3 separate regions of the Mus musculus genome follow, and regions 2 and 3 are each linked to region 1. The links are chromatin loops, found by intact Hi-C in ENCODE. Cell type or tissue: heart. All regions are shown on one strand.

Region 1 (2,500 bases):
ATTTTTCATAAAGTTCTGGCAAGGCAGAGGCGATGAAATCTGGCAGTCCGACCAAAGCTGTTCGGTTCCCCTCTCTGTTCAAATGTATCAGGTTCTTATCACAGGACTGTTTGGGTCATAGGCTTCTAACCATCTTTTAATGGCAGTGATAAAGTATGAACAGAAGTGGAAAGCACATCCTTTGGAAGACAGCAGACACCAAGAATCTATTCCTACACAAACCTATAGGCAAGACTTCATGGTGGAGGCAGCAACTACTGTGAGCCTTCAGGATGGGCTGAATGCAAGCATGGAGGTTCCCGGAGGGAAGGCCCTGGAACTGAAACCCATTTCCTTACCCGGCCCTGCAGTAAAGCTGGAATACAGAGAACCTGACATGAGGGAGAGGAGAAGAGGTTGGGGCGGCACGGGAGTGCTCAGCAGAGACATGCTAAGCAGCATAGTGAGACTCCAGTGAGGCCAGAGCTGTGTGTCAGCACAAATGCTAATTATAGAGAACTTGCTGCAATACAACTCTAGTGGCTCAAAAATGTAAAAACTAAAACATTGTTGATTAAAGCAGGTAAGAGTCACAGACAATAGATTAGGTGCATCACACAAGTGCAGCAACAGGAAAGAGCCAGAAGAAAGTTTCAGTCAGAAAGCCTAGCACAGTATTTGTCTTTTAGTCAACAACTAAAAGAGAAGTTGAGCAAATGTTGGGAGTAACAGAGATGTCCTAAAACTGGAGGATGGTGATGGGGCCATTCCTCCATAATTTACAAAGTCACTGAATGGAACAGTATATTGGATAAACTTCATAGTGTGGAAACTATACTTCAATAAAGCTTTAAAAAAAAACAATTGTCACATGTGCATTTAAGTAGATTCATATTCTACGTGTGTGTATGTGTGTAGATAGATAGATAGGTAGATATTAGCTCATGGAAGAAATAGTATATAAGAAAGGAAATGTAGTCATATTACTTTACCACTTGACTATAAAAATATTTGCAGTGTTAATGATGCATCATACAACCTATAAAGCAATGATAAGTAGTGACTTAAGAAATAATGAATTTATTAGATGGAAGAAGGTATGCTTATAAAATGTAATTCCTATCTTCAGCAGCAGAAAGCCAGAGGATATGTACAATGAATAAATAGGAAACAGCAGAATGCAAATTCTACAGATCCATGATGGTAGCAACAGAAAACCCAACTTGTGAACACCTGAAGACAGAGAGACCTAGGGGCAAAAGCCAAGGCAGAGCAACTAACTTAGCTGAAAACTGCTGCATGTACCTCCCTTGCTCCACTAGAGGGTGCAAGGATGCCACCACACTTAGGGGTGGGGAAGGGGGGTGGGGAACTGTAAGAAACAGAAGAAATATTTAACTTAGGAACCCATCATTTTAATGTAGCCTCTAGCTGGGGTCAGGGAGAGCTGGGGACTGAATGCACAGGTGGGGCAGTGAATGCTTAAAGCCATGAGCATCCTCATATGCTTTTGTTTGTATTTATGATGAGGTATAAACCCAAGCCTCATGAATGCTAAGCAGCCTTGACATTCCCAGTCCTAAGATTGAATTTTAAAGGACAACAATGGTTGGAATAATGTTTTCCCAGAATCACAGATTATAATCCATTAGCAAGTCCAGGAAATAATTTCCACCAATCAATTGTTGACCACAACCAACAATTCTTTAATAGAATAGAATAAAATGGAAAAATGTACAATACTTAAAACATAGCAGTGCTGTGGGCAAAACTAATCGAGAGAGAGAGAGAGAGAGAGAGAGAGAGAGAGAGAGAGAGAAAGTATTGTGTGTGTATATATGCACACGCTGTCTTAGAAACTGAAAGGCACCCTTTACACTGAGCTGTGTGTCCATTTTTAAGCCTGGAGGCACTAAGCTGTGTAACTGAACCCTTCCCCCATCCTCCACCCAGACACAGAGCAGCCAGCTTTGTCTGCACACGCACAAATGACTACAAGAGATGTGTTTGCTTTTGTCCTTACTTCCCAGTCAAAATAACAAAAGTTCCAAAAAGTTCATGGCAAAACCTGATCTCGGGGGCTAGAGAGGTAGCTGGGTGATTAAGAGCACTAGCTGCTCTTACAGAGGTTCTAGGCTGAGTTCCCAGCACCCACACGGGGACTCACAACCATCTATAACTCCAGTTCCAGGGGACCCTATCCCTTCTTCTGACCTCAAAGGTATCAGACACACATAATGCTCATTTATACATATAGGGAAAACACTAAAAATAAATAAACAAATAGAGAAATCTAAAAAACTTTCCGGCTGGTGAATAAAGCGCATCACTCTGCCTACCCTCAGTTGTCAACCACCTTGTACATACAACTGATGTTTATCAGCTCTGAAAATTTCACTCATTTCTGTGAATCACTAAAACATACCCACACACACACTCAAAGGAACTTTAAAAACAGAAAAAGTCATTCTTCAATCAAATCAAGAGCCTGATGATATAACAATAATTTTCTCTAATTTTA
Region 2 (2,500 bases), 250 kb before region 1:
ATATGTGGTGTCTGGAAGATGTTGCTGCACCTTGCAAAGATGTTACTAGGCCACTCCAAATCCCTCACTAATGTAATAACTCCCTAAGCACTGATGTAATTGTGGTTGTCTTTAAAAATGCTGTACCCCTGAGCTTGGAGACCAAAAGTTCTCATATCAGAGGGGTGAGCCCACTCTTGGTCTGGCCATTAAAAAGGACTCAGAACTTTTTTTGTTTGTTTGTTTGTTTGTTTTCGAGACAGGGTTTCTCTGTGTAGCCCTGGCTGTCCTGGAACTCACTTTGTAGACCAGGCTGGCCTTGAACTCAGAAATCTGCCTGCCTCTGCCTCCCAAGTGCTGGGATTAAAGGCGTGCGCCACCACGCCCGGCTTGACTCAGAACTTTTATTGACTTAATCCGAATGACTGCCAGTAAGTCTCTAGCGTGGAAGTAACTATCATTTCATTTGGAGGCCCCTGTTGAGCTCCCCCATGCTCTGTGGGACTCAGCCTAGCTCACACCTTCCTGGCCATGGAGAGGCTACAGGGTGGGGGGTGCCCCCTGACAGACATTCCAAGGCTCCTCTTCTCTGGAGAGGTCTGGCTGGAGTGACTGCTGTGTGTCTAACACTCCTCAGAGGTGAGTCTGGTTCTGGCTTTTGGTTCTGGCTGAGGAGGATAAACCCCCTCAGGGAGCCTTCTGGATAAAAGGGATAGCCCCCGACGGGGAGTCTTCTGGATAAGGGGATAAGCCAAGAAAATCTGCTTTGGGAAGAAATTTTCTGATCAATTTCTTCCCAGTCCTTCCCACTGAGTTGGGACCCCAGTAGTGGAGACGTGCGTTATGATTCCGCCTCTCAGGAGAGATATGGTTTCGGTTCTGCTTGAATGGATGGATGGATGGCCAACTGTGTGAATGATTAAATGCCTGACAAGCAAGTTTAGCCTAGGGAGTTAGTTGTTGATTTGATTTCTTGATTCTGTTGCTTGTGGACATTGACTCTGACATTCTGCTAGTTTTTCAGGATTCTGCCAGTAGGTGTCGCCCTCTCTATGCTGTTACTAGTTCGTATCCAGTGTCCCACCCCCCATCCCCACCCCCACCCCCTTCCCGGGCTAGAAATGTCTTCTTTTTTCTCAAAGATTGGAAATTTCCAGGTCCTGGAGCCACAGCCCCTACCCCTCCCGCGGCGCCTCTCGGGCCCGGGGATCGACAATGGAGGGTGGTTCTGGAGCCGCGGTCGGGCCCGAGCCCGGACCTGTTTCACATGGCAAAGTCCCCGGGACTTGAAGAGGCTGTGCTCACTTGGGCCCCGGCCCAGTCCCATCCCGGATGCGGAACTCCTGGTCCTGCAGGGAGGACGGAAGATCTGCAGAAGGGCTTGGGGGGGGGGGGGGGCGGCTGGGGGAGGGAGAGGTGGTGTACACGCCCTGCTCTGGTTCTGGCGGGTAGGCTCCTTGTCGCCAGCCTCCGCCACCTGTCCTGCTGCCTTCAGAGGCCAAGGAACCTTCTACTGGTCTCCCTTCCCTTTGTCTACAACCTATCTACTCCACTTCTTGCAGATTCTTCCTTCTCCCGCTCAACCTCAGACTCCTCCATGAAGTCCCACCGCACCCTGCCCACCTCCGCACCCCACCCCTACTTCACTGGCTTCTCCTGGATCTAAACTCTTTGTTTCCTTAACACCACCCCCACCCTCGGCTCCGTGGCTATTACTGGTCACGTGGCGTATCTGGTTTCCCCAACTTCTTGCACTTCCTTCACCATCTTTAGTTTTCCTCTTGAGAGCCCTCCATGCCCTGGATTCAGGTTCCAGCCTCTGTTTTTTGTCACTGGAGGCACCGCCTCATCATGATTTAGAGGAAGGGCACCGCCTTTTCCTAGTCTGCTTCAGATCCCTATAACTAGAAGACTCAGATCCGAATACTCCATTTTAACTAAGTCCCAAGCCCTAACTGCCCTCCTGCAATCTGTCGTCCAGACCTGGCAACTCCTGTGTGTTGGGGATGTTTGGAGCAGAGACTTCTAAGCCTCAGTCACTGGTTTGAATGCTTTTAAAGTAGCTTTTCCATCCAAGCATCGTGACTCGGACCCCGTACAGCACGTACACAAGTTCCCAGGCCTTGGACACTTTTCACGGGTATCTAATGACTAGAATTCAGGTGCAGCTCAAAAAACTGCCTTAAGTCTTAACTGTTTAAGACTACCGAGGTTCTTTGGGGTCCAGAGGAGTCTTTTGGGGGCATTTCTCATGATTCAAAGAAACTTTCAGAATTTATACTCCCTTTTCCCCCCTAGGGAAAACCCTAGGCTGTTAAATTTGGCTTTTGTCCCTCGGTCAGCTTCGGATATCCGAAAAATCTCCAAAAGCGAAAGGGTTTTACAGGGCTGGATACCTGTCGGTTCATCAAGGTGGCCCCAAAGTCTGCAATAACTGAGCACGGAAAGGCAGAGGTGAAGCTGTCTTGGTGGCTGGTGAGCCACAAAAGAGACAGGCAAAGGTTATAGGTTATGCTGGCTG
Region 3 (2,500 bases), 130 kb after region 1:
CGTCAAGTGGTTCTCATTATTGTTAATAATTCTAGCTAATGTAAGGAGACGCATGCCTTCATAGCCCTCTGCAAGTATCCCCGTGATCTCTATATGAGTTTGTTTGCACCAGTCAGGAGAGTCAAGGTTATGCTGCCGTAACAAAGAGTCCCAACAGAGTCCTTGTTCATACTGCATGTCCATTATAACTTGTCTCATTTTTTTTTTTTTGGACCCAGGGTAATGGAGCAGCTAGTGTCTAGGACATCGCAGATTGTCGTGATCCAGAGAAAGCTGATGTATCAGCATTAAGTGATTGGTTTAGAAACTCATACTCCCATTCAAAACTCCTTGGGCAGAGTTGGCTATACATACTTGTGTGACTACAAGTGTGTGTATTGGCGCATGTGCACACATGGAGACCAGAGGGGTGGGGGTGGGTGTCTTTATCGTTCTCCACCTTTTTTTTTTTTTTTTTTTTTTTTTTTTTTTTGAGACAGGGTTCTCACTAAACGTGCTGTTCACCCACTTCACTAGACTGTCTGGGCAGCATGCCCCAGGGATCTGTCTGTCTGCACCTCCCCAGTGCTGGGATTTCAGGTGCACAGCTTTTTATATGGATGGCGAGGATTCGAACTCAGGTCCTCATGCCTTTGCTGCAAGCACTTCACATACCGAGCCATCTCTCCAACCTCCGGTTGTCTATTCTTACCTGATGTCAAGAAATCAGAAAGAAAGAAATCCTACCACATTCAGAAAGGAGGAAGGCTGGAAGAACGAGGCCCGCAGTCCTAACAACTACCACGGTGGTTTCGAAAATGGCTGCCTAGGCCAGAGATATGGGGGCTCAGCTAGACAGTGGGGAAAAGGATGAGTGAGGAGGATGAGGAGCACAAAGGTTCAACCTCCTGGACTACAGGGCGGGGCGGGGCGGGGCAGGGCAGGGCAGGGCGGGGCGGGGCAGGGCATGGCAGGGCAGGGCAGGGCAGGGCTAAAGCGTGGGAACACCGGGTGCCTGTCTCAGATGGGCCTGAACCCCAAAAGCCCAGGGACCTATTTTCCCCCCTCCAGCACAGCAGCTGGTCCTGATGGAAGCAGGGCACCGGATTGTCCACACTGATGGGGAAGCGTCACAGAACCCGTGTTTTCCGGGCCCTTCAGCGCACACAACAGCCTCTCCCGCTCCGTTGGATGCCAGAACCTAGTCAATTCTTTCTGGTGTGTTTTCAATTTAGAGCCTCCCCCTTCTTCCTGGCCACGGCCCCTCACAGATCCTCGGGCTGTGTACCTCTCCTGTTACTGCTGACGTCTGCAGCTGCTCCTCCGCGGGTGCGGGTTTCCAGGTCCCCAGGCCTGCTGAGGCGTAGTTCCAACTGAGGTCGAGTGTGCCGACAGTGCCACCTGCTGTCCTTACTCAAGCTGTGCAGGCTTCCATTGTCCCAGATCCCACACAGCTTTGGCCAGAGGATTCAGCGAGGTCTCTGTACTGTCCGGTAACCCCGTGGCTAGCTCACTTTTCTTCCAGACCTCTGCCGGTCGTGCTTACATTCTGGATTTCTCTCTGGCCACGGGTCTTTTGGGATGCAGCCTGCTGCGCAGAGCACCTCCGGCTCGCTCTCCTTCAGGTCTCTGTCCCTTTGTCAATCTTCAGGGTGAGGCTCCAGCATCACTCCCGAGGGCGCTGTCAGCTGTCTTTGGCTCTTTGGATGAAGTGCAATCCTGGAGGCTCTGGAAGAAGGACCAAAAGCATTTTCAAGGGACAAATGATGCCTTCCTATTGGCGGCTCGCTCTGTGACCTTTCTGAGAGAGATGCAAACTTGCTCAGCATGATGGTTGACCTTTTAGTGAGAGTTCTCTAGTTTTCTTTTGTCTTAATCCGTTGCTGTAGATGGTCCAGAGAGGAATCCTCTCCTTTATTCTCTCTTTGCCAAGGACAGCTCCCAGCTTCTTTGTATCCAGGAAAATGTCGTTCTTCTAGTCACAGAAGGCCTGACCCCAGCATCCTTCAGTAGCTCAGGGAACAGAAACTAGATTGGAATCCAGGCTGTTACCTCAGTGTGGGGTCACCTAAATGCCCTGTGCCTTGAGTCCTCATTTGCCAGATTAGACAGCGGCCACTTCCTTTCAAGGTCGTGTGGAGGACAGTTGGAAGGGAAGCATCATTCCCTCTTTTGGCCCTGGATCACCGAGCATCTGAGGATCTGGCTAGCTGACGGTCAGCCAGCTGTGCACTCTAGCATCCAAGAGACAAGAGACACGGAAAGGGAAACTGAAATCGGACAGGAGGAAGTGGCTATGCCCTGAGCGTGAGCCCCACCCTGGGCTGCAAGTCCAGCCTCACCCCGGTCTCCAGATTCCAGTAGTGCTGGGGACCTGCTCCGAGCTCTAGCATGATATATAAGCTACATATTTTCCTTTGGTACTGGCACCACCTCCCTGTGACCTTAGTTCTTTCTCTATTCTAGTCTCATCTCCTACAGACTCCAGGCCCCACCTCAGCCAGCTCTAAGTCAGGACACA

Evidence for each region. Hi-C counts contacts between places; a loop is a spot of excess contacts. Peaks named below come from ENCODE experiments on the same cell type or tissue, not always from the same donor. Only the 100,000 strongest peaks of a DNase experiment are listed, where the experiment ranks them.
Region 2: a loop joins it to region 1, with 4 times the contacts of the local background. A loop is called at or near these places in 8 of 42 quality-filtered maps.
Region 3: a loop joins it to region 1, with 4 times the contacts of the local background. A loop is called at or near these places in 23 of 42 quality-filtered maps.

What each region holds. Positions count from the first base shown.
Region 1 is chr15:77,224,148-77,226,647 of GRCm38, forward strand. The region is part of intron 2 of Rbfox2 (RNA binding protein, fox-1 homolog (C. elegans) 2); the gene reads right to left. Among named protein-coding and RNA genes, the nearest start is that of Rbfox2, 82 kb to the right of the region's middle. In heart, a CTCF peak has its summit at 1,291 (motif pointing right); a DNase peak (open chromatin) is centred at 1,354.
Region 2 is chr15:76,972,876-76,975,375 of GRCm38, forward strand. No RefSeq gene overlaps it. Among named protein-coding and RNA genes, the nearest start is that of Gm35933, 13 kb to the right of the region's middle. In heart, a CTCF peak has its summit at 991 (motif pointing right); DNase peaks (open chromatin) are centred at 1,296 and 1,726; H3K4me3 peaks cover 1,267 bases; H3K27ac peaks cover 1,555 bases.
Region 3 is chr15:77,357,481-77,359,980 of GRCm38, forward strand. No RefSeq gene overlaps it. Among named protein-coding and RNA genes, the nearest start is that of Gm41353, 17 kb to the right of the region's middle. In heart, a CTCF peak has its summit at 1,387 (motif pointing left); DNase peaks (open chromatin) are centred at 1,421 and 2,201; H3K4me3 peaks cover 1,119 bases; H3K27ac peaks cover 1,721 bases.